Regions from separate parts of the Homo sapiens genome. Here region 2 is linked to region 1. The links are chromatin loops, found by intact Hi-C in ENCODE. Cell type or tissue: heart right ventricle. All regions are shown on one strand. Links, peaks and the distances in the headings refer to the core of each region. The heading gives the core; the rest is flanking DNA. Region 1 has its middle 11 kb from the start of UQCR10. Region 2 has its middle 18 kb from the start of ASCC2.

The links. A loop is a pair of places that touch in the nucleus more often than their neighbours do. Peaks named below come from ENCODE experiments on the same cell type or tissue, not always from the same donor. Only the 100,000 strongest peaks of a DNase experiment are listed, where the experiment ranks them.
Region 2: a loop joins it to region 1, with 7 times the contacts of the local background. A loop is called at or near these places in 1 of 110 quality-filtered maps.

What each region holds. Positions count from the first base shown.
Region 1 is chr22:29,776,671-29,780,838 of GRCh38, forward strand. No RefSeq gene overlaps it. Among named protein-coding and RNA genes, the nearest start is that of UQCR10, 11 kb to the left of the region's middle. In heart right ventricle, for the core only: no CTCF peak of the experiment used is centred there; a DNase peak (open chromatin) is centred at 2,621; H3K27ac peaks cover 2,161 bases.
Region 2 is chr22:29,852,084-29,860,147 of GRCh38, forward strand. No RefSeq gene overlaps it. Among named protein-coding and RNA genes, the nearest start is that of ASCC2, 18 kb to the left of the region's middle. In heart right ventricle, for the core only: a CTCF peak has its summit at 3,596; DNase peaks (open chromatin) are centred at 3,698 and 3,998; H3K27ac peaks cover 1,464 bases.

The DNA.
Region 1 (4,168 bases), core at 1,669-4,168:
ACCTTAGCCTCCCGAAGTGCTGAGATTACCTGCATGAGCCACCGTGGCCAGCCAAGAGCATTGATTTTAGAATGGACAGTCCTGGGTTAGACTTCAAGCCCCACCACTCACCGGCTGTGCGAACTCAGACAAGTTACTTACCCTCTCTCAGCCAGTTCCTTTATCTGTAAAATAAATAACCCCCATGATACTGCACAATGGCAGCCATAATTCTTGTTGTTTCTGAGGGTGTTGTTATCTAGGAGGGGTGTCAAGGGAAGTAAACTCTGTATAGTAAATCTCCACCCAGCTGACTGCTTAAATAACCCAGCCAGAGGGTACCCTAGAAGCTTCTGGCACCCCAGGGCTGCCTGCCAGGGCTTAAAACATTTTACCTCTGTGTTGTCATGGTGGCCCAAAGAAGGAAGGCCCAGCTCTCAGAACATTCTAGGTTTGTACACCAAGCACACGTTGAGCTTGTCCCAGGTAGACACAAGGATGCTTCCTAACCACAGGCTGGGTTCCCTGGGGAGTGGACTCCACTGGGGGCTAGTGTAGACCAAGGAAAAGAAACAGGACCAGCAGAAGAAGTCAGACTGGCTGGGCGTGGTGGCTCATCCCTGTAATCCCAACACTTTGGGAGGCCGAGGCAGATGGATCATCTGAGGTCAGGAGTTTGAGACCAGCCTGGCCAAATGGTGAAACCCCGTCTCTACTAAAAATACGAAAAATTAGCTGGGCATGGTGGTGGGGGGGGGGGCACCTGTAATCCCAGCTACTTGGGAAACTGAGACAGGAGAATTGCTTGAACCTGGGAGGCAGAGGCTGCAGTGAGCTGACATCACACCACTGCCCTCTTGCCTGGGCGACAGAGTGAGACTCCATTTCAAAAAAAAAAAAGAAGTCAGACCAAGATGTAGATGTGTTCTTTGTGTTTTTGTTTTTGTTGTTGTTTTTGAGACGGAGTCTTGCTCTGTCACCCAGGCTGGAGTGCAATGGCATGATCTTGGCTCACTGTAACCTCTGCCTCCTGGATTCAGGTGATTTTCCCACCTTAGTCTCCCGAGTAGCTGGGACTACAGGCTCCCACCACCACGTCTGGCTAGTTTTGGTATTTTTAGTAGAGACAGGGTTTCACTATGTTGGCCAGGCTGGTCTCAAACTCCTGATCTTGTGATCCACCCGCCTCGGCCTCCCAAAGTGCTGGGATTACAGGTGTGAGCCACTGCATCTGGCCATAGATGCAGTTTCAACAAAGGCTTCCGCTGACCCTGGTTAGTTCTGAAGCATGGCCGTTCAGAGCTGTCCTGATCTGGGTGACCAGGGCCATTTATAGCCTCTTTTTCTTTTTGAGTTTTTTTTTTTTTCTTTTGGTAGAGACGGGGTTTCACCATGTTACCCAGGCTGGTCTTGAATTCCTGGACTCAAGTGATCTGCCTGCCTTGTTCTCCCAAAGTGCTGGGATTACAGGCGTGAGCCACCGCACCCAGACTGTAGTCTCTTTTGATCACTCGCTGGAGGCTGCTGCCTAGGAAGTGGGCAGACAGGGCAGGGCAGTTCTCTTCAGCCTGGCCAATCCCTGAAGAGGCCAACAGCACGTCCAGCATCTGAGGTGGTAAATCTTTCGTACTGAAGGGACTATGGGTACCCACCACACTCCCCTCCCTACCTCTGCATCTTTCTCCGGCCCATTTTATACCTGCATCTGCTTCTTGAAGCTCTGTAACAACAGATTGGCAAAATAAAAATCACTAGATGTCCTTTTACTTATTAAATTCACAAAGTTTTTTTTTTTTAATCATTATAATATCCGGCATGAGCCAAGATATGGGAAATGATCGTTTCAAACACTGCTGGCGGGAAGACCCATTCAACAACATCAGTCAAAAAACTTGACCCAGCAATTCTATTTCTAAGAATTTATCCTGAGAAGATAATCATGATTGTGGGCAAATATTTAGCCAGGAGACTCTTCATTGTAGCTTAACGGCAAATAATTAGAAAGAACCTCAATGTACAAAAACAGGGAATTGCCCGACTAAAGCATGGTATAATAGAAGACAAGTAAGCCATTCGACATGATGCAGATGAGAAACAGAAAGATGTTCACAATATCTCATTACCTGAATAAATGGTGATAATAGCATGTGTAGTACGATCCCATATTTGTAGAAAACCATTATGTGTATTCTTTTTTTCTAAAAAAAAAATGCTGTAAGGATAAGAACTAAAATCTTAACAGTGATTATTTCCGCATGGCAGGATTATCAGTAGTTTTCCTTTGCTTATTTGTGTGAACCACACCGAGCATGTTACTGCTTTTGTACTAAGGGGGGAAGCAATGTAAGTTATTAAAAAGAAATAGATTCCATCCCCATGACTCAGTCAGCCCTTCCAAACACAAGGAACAAGGACCGTCCTACAAATGAGTTTGAAGTCCTCTGGGGAAAGGACAGAAATCAATGAATTTACAATGCCTGAGCAATGTGCAAAGTTGGAGAGAATACAAATTCCTTGCACAAGACGGAGGTTGTGGCAGCTGCTTGAGTGACAGCAAAGGACGAACACTCTGTACTGTGTGGGGCAGGCAACCAGCACACACAGAAGATCACACACACAAAAATAGTGCCTTCTCTGGGCACTCACTCGGGGGCAGGCCTGGGCCAGGTGCCGCACATGCACCCTGTGTCACTGGATTGTCATTCCAAGTGGAAAATGAGGCTCAGAGAGGTTAAGTGTCTTGCCCAGGGTAACGCAGCTAGTGAGAGTAGAGCAGAGATCCAAATGCAGGACCATTGGCTATGCTCATATTTATTACTATGTGCCATGTAAAAAAAAAATCATTTTTCTCTTTTCTTTGGGGCCTTGGCCTGATATGCTTGAATTTATATATAGACCGAATGCCAAGGGCAGACTCCAGCAGGCATCAAGGACAGAGCAATGATGGAGTGTAGCGAAAGTGTTGGCTGGCAGCTGCTTGGTGCTGACTGCCTTCTTGCTGCTCCTGGCCTATCCCCATTTTGAAACTTCTGCCTAGACTGGGCACAGTGGCTCACACCTGTAATCCCAGCACTTTGGGAGGCTGAGGCAGGCAGATCGCTTGAGCTCAGGAGTTTGAGACCAGCCTGGGAAACATGGGGGAACCCCATCTCTACAAAAAATACAAAAATTAGCTGGGTGTGGTGGTGCACACCTGCAGTCCCAGCTACTCAGGAAGCTGAGGTGGGAGGATCACTCGAGCTTGGGAGGTGGAGGTTGCAGTGAACCAAGGTCACAACACTGCCCTCCAGCCTGGGTGGCAGAGTGACACCCTGTCTCAAAAAGCAAAACAAAACAAAACACTTTTATCCAGAACCTTCCCTGATTGCGCTGGAACCCTTCTTCTCCATTGCACTTTTTTTTTTTTTTTTTTTTTTTTGAGATGGAGTTTCACTCTTGTTGCCCAGGCTGGAGTGCAACGGCGCGATCTTAGCTCACTGCAAACTCTGCCTCCTGGGTTCAAGCAATTCTCCTGCCTCAGCCTCCCAAGTACCTGGGATTACAGGCATGCACCACCACACCCAGCTAATTTTGTATTTTTGGTAGCGATGGGGTTTCACCATGTTGGTCAGGCTGGTCTCGAACTCCTGACCTCAGGTGATCCACCCACCTCGGCCTCCCAAAGTGCTGGGATTACAGGCGTAAGCCACCGCACCCAGCCTCCATTGCACTCTTGTAAGGCCAGACTGATGCCCCTGCTTAAACACCTTCAATGGCTCCCCACTGCCCACAACAAGATCAAGTTCATATTCCCTAGCCTGACATGTAAGACCCAGGCTACCTCAAATCTCACTTCACAAACCTACCAAATAGGGTCCTTGCTGGGCTTTCCTTTGCTCCATCACCTTATGCCTGGGCATGGATTAGGGAGACAGGACATGCCTGAGTTTGAATCCTAGCCCTGCTGCTCTTTGGCTGGGGGTCCTTGGGCAGGTTGTTTCCCCTCTCTGACCCTCAGTTTCCTCATCTGAAAAATGGAATAATGATGCTGACATGTCACAGGGTGGTTGGGAAAATATATGAGAGTGCTTGTGATGTGCTTAGCACAGGTCTAGGAGGGGTCATTTGTTATGTTGCTACAGAGGGTAAATGAATGGGTCTCCCCACACAGTCTTCAGGGACCTGTGCCTAATTAGCATATTTGATCCAC
Region 2 (8,064 bases), core at 2,197-4,696, 76 kb after region 1:
CTCACTGCAACCTCTGCCTCCTGGGTTCAAGTGATTCTCCTGCCTCAGCCTCCTGAGTAGCTGGGATTACAGGCATGAGTCACTGCACCCGGCTATTTGGCTATTTATTTGTTTTTAATGGAGATGAAACTTTGCCAAGTTGCCAAGGCTGGTCTCTAATTCCTGAGCTCAAGCAACCTGCCCACATGGGCCTCCAAAAGTGCTGGGATTACAGGTGTGAGCTACTGCGGCTGGCCCATTATTTCATTTTTTTGAGACAGATTCTTGCTGTGTTACCCAGGCTAGACTGCAGTGGCACAATCACAGCTAACTGCAGTCTCAGCCTTCCAGGCTGAAGTGATCCTTGATGCTCAGCCTCCCAAACAGCCGGGACTACAGGAGTGTGCCACCACACCTGGCTAATTTTTTATTTTTATTTTTATTTTTATTTTTTGAGATGGAGTCTCACTCTGTCACCCAGGCTGGAGTGCAATGGCACAATCTCGGCTCACCGCAACCTCCATCTCCTGGGTTCAACCTGCCTCAGCCTCCCAAGTAGCTGGGATTACAGGCATGCACCACCACACATGGCTAATTTTTACATTTTTTAGTAGAGATGGAGTTTTGACATCTTGGCCAGGCTGGTCTTGAACTCCTGACCTTAGGTGATCCACCTGCCTCAGCCTCCCAAAGTGCTGGAATTACAGGCATGAGCCACAGCACCCAGTCCCCTCTCCCTTTAGAAGAAAACATAGACTGATTTTGTGATGCCAACCACTGCCATTGGCCCTTTGTCCTTGCTGCTGAATTATTCATCCTGCACAATGAATTATTAATTTCCAATTTTGGAGAGCAAATGCCAGGCAAATAGGTAGAAATGGAAATGGAACTGGGACCCTGGGCATGGAGCCACAGACATCCCTAGGTCCTCCAAAGCACAGGCCACCACGGCCAATAAATTATACAGGAATCCACAAGGGGCTCACCCTGAAATGCACTTGACAGAGGGTGAAGTAGGTACAAGATTATGGTGGCCCTGAAGTGGCTGGGCTCCATTACCCCTGGGCTCTCAGACCTCTCGCTTTCCTGAGCCTTAGCTGTAGCCACCCTTTGGCTGACTCTGGCATAGGGATGTATTGCATATTTAGAGTGGGCTCAAGCAGCATTCTGTGGAGTGACTTGGGTTTGAATCTGAGCCTACCATCCAAGTGACCCTGGATTTAATCAAGCAGGGTTTCTCAATGTCAGCTCTACTGACATTTTGGCCTGGATAATTCCTTGTTGTGGGAGACTGTTCCATGCATTATAGGATATTGAGTACCATTTCTGGCTTCTACTCACCAGGTGCCAGTACCACAGCTCCCTCCTTCCCCTTCCCCACCCCCAAGTTACAACAACCAAAAATGTCTGTAGACATTATCCAGTGTCCCTAGTCTCCTGGGTTGGGGGGAGGGGCACAACATTTCTTCTGCTTGAGAACTACTGGGTAAGTGCCATCAATTTTTTAAATATTTTTTTTTCTCATCTACTGAAGGGGGATCTGAATAGTAGTCACCAGTATGAGAAGGCAATCAAATGAGATCATGGATGTAAAGCCTCAGCTTATTCGGAGTGTCTCTACCCTGGGACTTTTCTTCTATTTATTTATTTTTTGAGACAGAGTCTCCGACTGTTACCCAGGCTGGAGTGCAGTGGCACGATCTTGGCTCACTTCAGCCCCCACCTCCTGGATTCAAGCAATTCTCCTACCCCAGCCTCCCAAGTAGCTGGGATTACAGGCATGTGCCACCATGCCGGGCTAATTTTTGTATTCTTAGTAGAGACGGGCTTTCACCATGTTGGCCAGGCTGGTCTCCAACTCTTACCTCAGGTGATCCACCTGCCTCGGCCTCCCAAAGTGCTGGGATTACAGGCATGAGCCACCGCATCCAGCCTGGGACCTTTCTATTACATGAACTAATGGTTCTCTTTTAGGTTTAAGTTCAGGCTTGGTTAGGTTTGCATTCAGCTTGCAGGTAGCAAAATATCCACCATAAATGGACTTAAACAGTGAAGGGGAACGATTGATTCACATAACTGGAGATCCAGAAGTAAGTCGAGCTTCGAGTTTGGCTGATGCAACAACTCACCTGTGTCCTCAGGCACTGGTTTTGTCTTTGTGCTCTGCCATATATAGTGAGGTGTTCTACTGAGACTGGTTCACCTTGGGGTCTTAAGATGCCCTCCAGCAGCAGCTGGCACCATGGGTTTCCTTCTTCCCATGAGCACAGAAAGAACACACGTGTTCCAGCATTCCAAGGCAGTCTTGAGAGTCAGGCTGGCTGGGCCACTTTGGTCACATGCTCACTCCAAAATTAGTGTCTTCATTCAGTGGAATGGATGTACTTAAACTGGTTAGTTTAAGCCTCTCAGGTCCTACCCATGGGATGGAATCGCATTCCCAAAATACATGGCTGTGTGAGTACTGAAATGAAGATCTAAGCACCTATGATCTAGGGACTGGTCCTGAACTCATCATTGTAGCTGGCAGGGAGGAACAGGCTGTGTTGATCGGCTGGACCTGGGACTTGAGCAACCCTTGGAGTTGGTGTCTTGGGAACGAGGAGAGGTTAGCCTCACCCAATCACAGGAACTGGAAGTGAGAGAGTGGTTTCCCAATCCCAAAATAGAGATGCTGTTCCCAGAAATGGAGGGAGGGATGCTGAACACATGTCTTAGTCCATTTTGTGTTGCTATAACAGAATACTGAGACTGATTTTGTTTGTTTGTTTTTTGTATTGTTTTCTGAGGTAGACTCTCGCTCTGTCACCAGGCTAGAGTGCAGTGGCGCAGTCGCAGCTCACTGCAACCTCTGCCTCCCAGGTTCAAGTGATTCTTCTGCCTCAGCCTCCCAAGTAGCTGGGACTACAAGTGCGCACCACAGCGCCCAGCTAATTTTTGTATTTTTAGTAGAGACAAGGTTTCACCATGTTGGCCAGGATGGTCTCGATCTCTTGACCTCATGATCTGCCCGCCTCGGTCTCCCAAAGTGCTGGGATTACAGGCGTGATCCACTGCACCAAGACAATTTTTTTTCTTTTTTTTTTTTTAAGACTGAGTTGCTCTGTTGCCCAGGCTGGAGTGGAGTCATGTGATCTTGGCTCACTGCAATCTCCGCCTCCCGGGTTCAAGTGATTCTCCTGCCTCAGCCTCCTGAGTAGCCGGGACTATAGGCATGTGCCACCACACTCGGCTAATTTTTGTATTTTTAGTAGAGACAGGGTTTCGCCATGTTGGCCAGGCTGGTCTTGAACTCCTGACCTCAGGTGATCTGCCTGCCTCAGCCTCCCAAAGTGCTGGGATTATAGGCGTGAGCCATCCTGCCCGGACTCAGACTCTACTTTTAGGGGAATCTAGGATAAGTCAAAGATTTTACCTGGTCTGAGATTTAGATTTGTCTATACACTTTTTAGACATGTGAGAAATAAGTATGTTTTGTGTTTTTAAATTGGCCTCCTGCCTGCTGATCAGGGGCTGTGCTCAGAGGATGCTGCACTAAGGGACTGAAAGTCAAGCTTCTGAATTTCCAGCGAGGTCCAGACCTTTCCTGGCAGGAGGCAGCAGCCCGCCAGCTGCTGTGCCTGGGGTGGGCAGGAGGGTGGCAGAAGCGTCCCAACATGAACCGTTGCCCAGAGAAGCTGTCAGGGGCTGACTGCAGGACTTGAGAACTTTATCAACATGTCACCAGCCAAAGAGAGAAGGCGGCTATGCCTCTAGCTGAGCTCCTGTGGTTCTGACCAATGTATCAGGCTACTACTGGTGTGTTCTCAACGCCACTCGGTCATCGAGTGTTTCATTGGGGTGGCTTGCCAGTGACAAGGCACAAAGCAGCTTTTGCAGAGATAGTAAGAGGAAGCTGGAGAATGGGCTGTCTCCTTGTCTCTAGTGGCCTTGCTGTTTCCCTACTGACTATAGACAGACATGTCATAATACGTCTCTGCTCCCCTGGGCTCTGTGCCCTCTGCCAATGCCCACTGATAATCCCTGACGCTGTTTGGATGAGTGCCTCATTTTCTCATCCCTCTGGCCCCTGCCCAGCCACCTACTGTGTCCTCCTCCTAATAGGGCCCTTGGCCACTTCCCCGGGCTGAAAGCTTGCTCCTTGTGGATTGCCAATGAGACCCGCAGGCCCAATACTTTTTGCCTTTGACAATCCTTTAGCTCCGTAACAGAAAATCAGCAGTGCCAGCAGGGCATGAAAACAGCCCAGTTTATACATATTTGTCAATATCTCAGTTTATGGTTAGGCATATCTGGGCAATTTGGAACAAAATAGAATGGTTACTGACGAGCCCCAGATTGATATTTTGTAATGGTTCTCCATGGCAGTTCAAGGAACTGTGTGGGGCATTTAAACCTCTTCAACTGTATCTTATCTTGTCCCATAAACACCCACCGTTGAGTCAACTGTGACTCCATGACCATCTCACCCCTCTAGCTCCCATGCCTGTATCCCAGCTGGTCCCACTGCAGGAGATGTTCTTCCTACTCCTGTTCCCCTTGTACCTGGTATACTTAGAATCATCTTTCAGGTCTCAGCTGAGTGCCATGTCCTCTAGGAAGCCCTTCTGACTTTCTCAAACTGAGTAAGGTTCCTCCTGTAAGTTCCCAAGTTGCCTAAAATAAACCTTAGCACATTGCCTTGTACTCGTCTATTGATGTGTTTGTCCCTCGCAGCAGGTGATAAATTCCTAGACATTCAAGTACTATGTCTAGTTCACCAATCATGTCCTCAGGGCCAAGGCTTGTGTCTGGCACAGAGAAGGTGCTCAGTATTTGTTGAATAAATATTAGCTGGCTTCAAAGTGTCTAATAATTTGAATTGAGGGTACATTGGGAGTTAATGAAATCTCAGGTTTTATATTATATATAAAAGTGAAAGCCACGTCTATAATTCCAGCTGCTTGGTAGACCAAGATGGGAGGACATCTTGAGGCCAGGAGTTTGAGGCTGCAGTGTACTATGATCACACCTGTGAACAGCAATTGCACTCCAGCCTGGGCAACATAGTGAGACCCCATCTCTAAAAAAATAAAAAATGGAAAAATAATTAGTTCATGTGTTACGGTATGTTAATATGGTATGTTAATATTATTATGTTAATACATCAAATATATACTTACATACACAAATATTTTAGACTCACATAACCACAAATTTAAAAAGACTGTATTATTAAAAATGGAAAGAAAATAAATATGCAACAATCTAACAATATAAGCATTGTTTATTTTCCTCCAGCCATATATTTTCCCAAGTGGCAGCATATGTTCTTTCTACCCTCTTACTTTTTTTTTTTGAGACAGTCTCGCTCTGTTGCCCAAGCTGGAGTGCAGTGGCGCGATCTCAGCTCACTGCAACCTCCGCCTCCTGGGTTCAAGTGATTCTCCTGCCTCAGCCTCCCGAGTAGCTGGGACTACAGGCGCACGCCACCACGCCCAGCTAATATTTTTATTTTTATTTTTATTTTTATTTTTATTTTTTTTCCCCAAGGCAGAAGAATTTTTCTTAGTACAGAACAAAATGAAAAGTCTCCCATGTCTACTTCTTTCTACACAGACACGGCAACCATCCGATTTCTCAATCTTTTCCCCACCTTTCCCCCCTTTCTATTCCACAAAACCGCCATTGTCATCATGGCCCGTTCTCAATGAGCTGTTGGGTACACCTCCCAGACGGGGTGGTGGCCGGGCAGAGGGGCTCCTCACTTCCCAGTAGGGGCGGCCGGGCAGAGGCGCCCCTCATCTCCCGGACAGGGCGGCTGGCCGGGCGGGGGGCTGACTCCCCCACCTCCCTCCCGGACGGGGCGGCTGGCCGGGCGGGGGGCTGACTTCCCCACCTCCCTCCCGGACGGGGCGGCTGGCCGGGCGGGGGGCTGACTCCCCCACCTCCCTCCCGGACGGGGTGGCTGGCCGGGCAGAGGGGCTCCTCACTTCCCAGTAGGGGCGGCCGGGCAGAGGCGCCCCTCACCTCCCGGAAGGGGTGGCTGGCCGGGTCGGGGGCTGACCCCCCACCTCCCTCCCGGACGGGGCGGCTGGCCTGGCGGGGGCTGACCCCCACCTCCCTTCCGGATGGGGTGGCTGCCGGGCGGAGACGCTCCTCACTTCCCAGACGGGATGGCAGCCGGGCGGAGGGGCTCCTCACTTCTCAGATGGGGCGGTTGCCAGGCGGAGGGTCTCCTCACTTCTCAGACGGGGCGGCCGGGCAGAGACGCTCCTCACCTCCCAGACGGGGCGGTGGGGCAGAGGCGCTCCCCACATCTCAGACGATGGGCGGCCGGGCAGAGACGCTCCTCACTTCCTAGATGGGATGGTGGCCGGGAAGAGGCGCTCCTCACTTCCTAGGTGGGATGGCGGCCGGGCAGAGACGCTCCTCACTTTCCAGACTGGGCAGCCAGGCAGAGGGGCTCCTCACATCCCAGACGATGGGCGGCCAGGCAGAGACGCTCCTCACTTCCCAGACGGGGTAGCGGCCGGGCAGAGGCTGCAATCTCGGCACTTTGGGGAGCCAAGGCAGGCGGCTGGGAGGTGGAGGTTGTAGCCAAGATCACGCCACTGCACTCCAGCCTGGGCACCATTGAGCACTGAGTGAACGAGACTCCGTCTGCAATCCCGGCACCTCGGGAGGCCGAGGCTGGCGGATCACTCGCGGTTAGGAGCTGGAGACCAGCCCGGCCAACACAGCGAAACCCCCTCTCCACCAAAAAAATACGAAAACCCGTCAGGCGTGGCGGCGCGCGCCTGCAATTGCAGGCACTCGGCAGGCTGAGGCAGGAGAATCAGGCAGGGAGGTTGCAGTGAGCCGAGATGGCAGCAGCACAGTCCAGCTTCGGCTCGGCATGAGAGGGAGACCGTGGAAAGAGAGGGAGAGGGAGAGGGAGAGGGAGAGGGAGACCATGGAAAGAGAGGGAGAGGGAGGGAGAGGGAGAGGGAGAGGGAGAAGGCTCGGCATGAGAGGGAGACCGTGGAAAGAGAGGGAGAGGGAGAGGGAGACCGTGGAAAGAGAGGGAGAGGGAGGGAGAGGGAGAGGGAGAGGGAGAGGGAGAGTTTTTTTTATTTTTAGTAGAGACGGGGTTTCACCATGTTGGCTAGGATGGTCTCAATCTCTTGACCTCGTGATCCGCCCACCTCAGCTTCCCAAAGTGTTGGGATTACAGGCATGAGCCAACGTGCCCGGCCTAAAAAATATTTTAATTAGCTAGACAAAGTGGCACATGCCTGTAGTCCCAGCTACCCAGGAGGCTGAGGCAGGAGGATCACCTGAACCCAGAAGTTTGAGGTTGCAATGAGCTATGATTGAGTCATTGCACTCCAGCCTGGGCGATAGAGCGATAAAAAGATATATATGCATATATATACATATACACACACACACAGACACAGATATATATATATATCAAAAATAAAAGAGAATATACTGTACGGTTCCATTTATATAAAGTTCAAAATAAGACAAACTAATCTACAGCAATAAAAGAATAGTGGGCCAGGCGAGGTGGCTCATGCCTATAATCCCAGCACTTTGGGAGGCCGAGGCAGGCAGATAGCTTGAGTCTGAGAGTTCGAGGCCAGCCTAGGCGACATGATGAGACCCCCCCATCTCTATAAAAAGTACAAAAAAATTAGCTGGGCATGGTGGCACATGCCTGTAGTCCCAGCTACTTGGGAGGCTGAGGTGGGAGGTTCACTTAAACCCAGGAGGTCAAGGCTGCAGTGAGCTGTGATCACACCACTGCACTTCAGTCTGGGTGACAGAGTGAGACCCTGTCTCAAAAAAAAAAAAGTGGTTATGTGGGAAGGCAGTTATTGATTATAGGGAACACGAGGGAGTTGGTAACATTGGGGGCTGATAACATTCTATATCTTGATAGAGATGTTGGTTACATGAGTGTTTACATATATAAAACTATGTCAGGCTGTACACTTAAGATTTGTGTACTTTATGTGTAAAATAAAATTGTAAACATATATTATGCTTCCTAAACTAGTGTAATCTGAGTAAGTCTGTAGTCTTGTTAATTGCCAATTAATTTCCTGACTTTGGTAA